Regions from separate parts of the Homo sapiens genome. Here region 1 is linked to region 2. Evidence: read pairs that join two places in POLR2A ChIA-PET (ENCODE). Cell type or tissue: MCF 10A. All regions are shown on one strand.

The links. Peaks named below come from ENCODE experiments on the same cell type or tissue, not always from the same donor. Only the 100,000 strongest peaks of a DNase experiment are listed, where the experiment ranks them.
Region 1: POLR2A ChIA-PET joins it to region 2 with 5 read pairs; 2 of 35 experiments call an interaction of 5 or more read pairs at or near these places.

The regions. Positions count from the first base shown.
Region 1 is chrX:23,275,662-23,278,161 of GRCh38, forward strand. The region is part of intron 1 of PTCHD1-AS (PTCHD1 and PHEX antisense RNA); the gene reads right to left. Among named protein-coding and RNA genes, the nearest start is that of PTCHD1-AS, 16 kb to the right of the region's middle. In MCF 10A, no CTCF peak of the experiment used is centred here; a DNase peak (open chromatin) is centred at 1,030.
Region 2 is chrX:23,372,553-23,375,052 of GRCh38, forward strand. All of the region lies in intron 1 of PTCHD1 (patched domain containing 1), which reads left to right. Among named protein-coding and RNA genes, the nearest start is that of PTCHD1, 39 kb to the left of the region's middle. In MCF 10A, no CTCF peak of the experiment used is centred here; a DNase peak (open chromatin) is centred at 1,049.

The DNA of each region.
Region 1 (2,500 bases), 97 kb before region 2:
CTGCTGAACCTCTGACTACATTTTGAGTAGCAAACCCATAGACATCATTGACAGAGGTTTTAAAAAAGACAGAATATAATTTGTGATTTACTTTGATACAAGATATGCATGTAGATGGCAACTAGAACCTTATAGTCGACTTGCGTGATCTTGCCAGGAAAGTCATCATTCACATAAGAAGGAACAAGCCAACATTGAGTCTCACGGTGTGAGGGTAATGGAGGCTGGGTTCAATGGGCCCAGAAACATATATAGAAATCAAGAAGGGAAAAGAGCCAGCAGCAGTCATAGAAACAGCAACGAAGCTGATCAACTGAATAAAGAAGTCAATGTTTGAATAGAATAGCAGAGAACAAGGTAGCCTGAGGTACTTGCTAAAGTCAAGCTCAGCTAGCATTGAAGAATGCGAGATAAGAATTAATGAGGTCTTGGAGACCAGACAGACTCACTGGCACAGAGCAGGCAAACCTCAAAGTCTTAACAACGGGCAACCGGAAGAAATCAGCACAGGCAAACAAAGAATGCCAGTGTGAGCGTTGGGCCACAGATGGAGAACTAGGCAAGCAGGGAGATGCCTAGGTGTGAGATGTGAACATACCTGCTGATCTTCAGCTTCCAGAAAGAACTGGGCAAGGGAAATAAAAGCATCCTACTCCCAGAGGAAATCGTATGTGCGGCAAGAAATCCAAGAAGGTCTAAAATGTGAGGACTGGAACTCTGAGCAAAGGCCCAGGTCTGTGACCCATATGGAATCAGTAGCAAAGTTATATGTTACTGAGCCAACTAAAGGCCTTATATTCCTTCCCAGCACAGACTGGTCCCAGAGCCCGTGTGCGGCGGAATCAACAGGTGTTCAGTTAAGAGGCTACAGCTGTGAAAATTAGCAAACGGCGCTAGGCAGGTTAGTAGAGCAGTGAGTCTCAAAGTACGCTCTCAAATCAGCAGTATCAACATCACCTGGGTACCTGCTCGGACATGTGAATTCTCAACCCCACCCCAAACTTAATGAATCAGAAATTCTGGGGCTGGAGCCCAGCCAGGCATGTTTTCACAAGCCCTCCAGAGAATTCTGACGCACCATGCTCAAGTTTGGGAAGTAATGCCGTAGTTTATTCAAAGTATAAATGGAGACAAGGCCAGATGTGGCAAAGGCGTGGCCTTAATCATGATGCTTTCAAAGAGCTGGTGAAGACTGAAATCAGTTACAGGGGAAGAAAATCCAGTAGAGAGAATGTGAAAGAATGATTAATAAAACGTTCAGGGGTTAACTGAGTCAGGCAATGATATTAAAAGGCAGAGTTATATCAATGTCGAAGGATCATCCAACCATGTGTATTCATATTTTGATTCTGATAACGAGAGAAATCATGAGTGTCAAAAGGGGTCAACTCCTGTGTTCGAAAATGTTCTCATGCTGTATTTTTAAGACAGTCACCTCAAAGAAATGTTATTTGGAGCTCATGCTTATGAAGATTTCCTCTCAGTGGGGGAAAAACAAATATGGTAGTATAATGTGATCCATTCGACAGAAATATTGAGAAGAAATTTGTTTTAAATATGTGTTTGTTTAAACACAGGTGAAGGATGAAAACATATGTGTAGGTTTTTAATTATACTTATTGATTCAGCAAATATCTCTATTCAGACACTAAGGATGCAAAACCACATAAACCACAATCTCTTTCAAAATATTTGCAGTGTAGTCCTAGGAGAGGACAATAAATTCGCAGTTGGCACAGCTATACTAGAGGTTTGCCCTCCATAAGGCAGAGAACTTTTCTCAAAAGAGAGAAATGCTCAGTTTGACTCTGAAGAACAATTGAAAGAACACTGTAGTAGAAGGAATGATATGTAGGGAAGGCATGGAGGCAGGAAAGGCCTTTTGGGAAGTGCTAGAGGCTTAGAATGGCTGGGGGGAGAGGACATGAGGCTAGAGAACTAGTAAGCAGAGACCAGCCCATCATGGCCCTAGCTGCCATCCTGGTAACACTGGTGAGCCAGGGAGGACCAGGAACAGATGTACCCTTCAGAAAGACCACTCTGTCTCAGTCATAGGGTAAATGAATTGACAAGAGGGCCAGGAAGGAGGTGCGCAAGATCAGTAAGAAAAAGATGATCGTAACTAAGTTGATGGACTAGGGCATCAGAGCTCAGGAATGCAGAAATTATGCAGTTCTAAGAGATGGCAAGGCTTATGATGTGACAAAACTGAGATATACTGATACACCTGAATCAATCGTAGAATGAGCCCTATGTTTTTTTTTTCTTACCAATACTAGCAACAAGTTGGAGATCAATTTGGTTATTTTTATGAACTAGAGGCAATTTAAGGCCATCCCTGTAATGATGTCAGTTTTATATTTCAATCTGCTTTTTGGAGTGGGAGAAGAAGGGCTTGCTGAGGCCACAGTCATTGCTGCACATCTCTGAGAATACAGCAGTGACAAGATGGGAATGCACCCCCTCTCTCCTGGACCTTTCCAGAGGCTGGCAAGGGGGG
Region 2 (2,500 bases):
CTCCTCCCATTCAGGTCCATGGTTGGTCATTCTCTAGACCTGAATGTCCTTGGCATGCTGTTTTTCCTGTTCCTGGCATGGTTATTTGTGGTCTGCTAATCAAATCTTGTAACAGCTGTTGCCTGTTCCCAAGCCCAAACATTTGGTTCCTTGGGACTTTCCTTTGCCATTTGTCCAGCCAATCAGCTTTAACATTCTCCTGTTTCTGTGAGCATCGGGTCCTCTTAGAGCTATCCAACAAAACTCTTCACCCACAAGCTAGCTCAACTACAGCTTAAGCTTGACCATGAAACTCAAGTGAGGATTTAGGGAATTTAAAAATAGCCACTCTATCAGCCACTCTAAACATTCTAATCAGAAAGTTCAACTTTACAGACTGCCAAGTATCTTCATAATATGAAGGATTTTTTCACAAATCAAGACCAAGTGAAATTTTCTCCCAGACTACGGGAATAAAGAGATTGTTGAACCTGTGGTTCACTGTACTGACTGTCTTATCCATACCAGTGTGGAGTCAGGCAGAAGTTGCAATGAGATACTGCAATTGCATTTTCCTTCACCATCACTATTTTTTGTTTCTAAAATCTCAGATTTCTCTGCTTCAAATCTAAAGCTGCCTTGTTTTTTCAGCCAAGCCTGCAAAGACAAACTCAGCTTGTTTGGAGAGTTACAATAAGGGCTGTCTTGGCTGCTTTTCAGTGTCAGTACCCGCAATAAGAGTGTTTACCACCTTGTAGAGTAAGGAGCAAAACAGAACTATTCAACTCTCCCAGACCTGCACTAGCATTGCATTACTGACAGAGGTAACCATTTGTCTTTTGTCACTGGAGCAGGTGAGCATGGCACCAGGCACACATGTGCAGAGGAAGTGTGTGGATAGATAGTCACTTGTTTGGCTATATCCACAGCTTAAATTTGGTGTCCTCTGGAAATGTAATATTTCAAAGGCAGGATGATATTTCTGTTCACTTATTAAGGGATGACTAACTTGCTTTTGGCTGCACTACAAATGAATCACGGTAACAATCCCTAACTTGCGACTTCTGGTGTTCTGATGTAATGCATTTCTATTAAAAGAAGAGGAAAGAGAGTGGGTGAGAGTGAGATCATGCAAAGACAGAACATAACACCAAGGGAGCTAGCGTAATTTATGAACTGCTGCAGCCAGATCCATCCACTTCAAGGTGTTTTCTTGCGTCCTGAGTGAGGATACCTTGCCAGTTAGCACCTGCCCATTTACAGTTGCAGAATATAGACCCAGATCAAGACATGTAGTTTGGAGGGATTCAGTGAAGGGAACATTTTATTTAGGGGTGAAAACCAGATATTCCTTGAAAGCATTTTTAAGCAGTTTTGATTGTGTCACTTGGAAGGTAATATTTGGGGACGGATGATATAGGTTAAGAAGTCAAATCATAATCTTCCTTTTTACATTTTTTTAATGTATGCAGCTTATTTGGGAGTAGAAGAAGTGGGAAGGGGGTGGAAACGTGAGACAAGGAAGGGAAGACAGCCTATAAAGGGGGTGTCATCAGGCTAACTCCCACTGGAGGTGACTGGAGCTCCATCCTGCTGCGACATGGGGAACCCATACGAACTCCGAGTCTTCCCTCACAGATGAGATTGCTTGGGGACTGTTTGAGGCTGACCCCAGAGCATGTTAATTGCCCTGCATGGGCAGAGTGGCCTTCCTCCTTCCCTCCTCCCTTTTCAACAAGAAACAAATACAAAAAAAAAAAAAAAAAAAAAAAAAAAAACCCAAAACCCTGCAAGGTATTGTATAAGATCCTCTAAACCCACAGGTATTTTTCCTGTGTTAATCACCACTCAGGAGCAGATACATCCTTCCTCCCTTCTGTACTGTCCTCTGCAAAGTGTCCCTGCTGTCTTCTGAGGAAGATCTGAGTGTGCCAAGGAGAGGCAGAGAGGAAATTAGACTCTGGCCTGTCGTGACCAAGCAGCCCACACTGGCTTTGTCCCAGGATCTGGCAGAAGGGGATTATAAGAGCCAACGCCTCCCCAGAATGGGAAATCACTCAGAGAGGGAAATCTTTTTTTTTTTTTTTTCCAGTAAACCTATATTCTTTACCGTTTTCCTTCTGGGTTTCATCTATCAGATCGGATTGCCCTGAAAAAGAACTTCAGTGTGTCAGAAAAGCATACCTCAAGTAGCCGTAATAATGTTCAATTTGATATTTATTAAGTTAACTTTCTCTCACCTGGTGTCTGATTATGTAGTTTGTGGATATCACTCATCTTAGAATTATGTAGTGTTAAAACTGGAAGGGTCTGTCCTTAAATATTAGCTAGACCAACACCCTTTTTAACTGATAAATATGAGAACTGAAGTTTCAGACTTAAAGAAGCAGAGTGGGATTCCTGAAGTTTCTGACACTCTTAAGGTAGGTAGTGGAAGCGACACTGGAAGCCAAAACTTTTTCTTACTGGATTCCATTGTGCCCCAGGACCTTTTTTCTTAGGAAGCCTGTCTTTGAAAAGC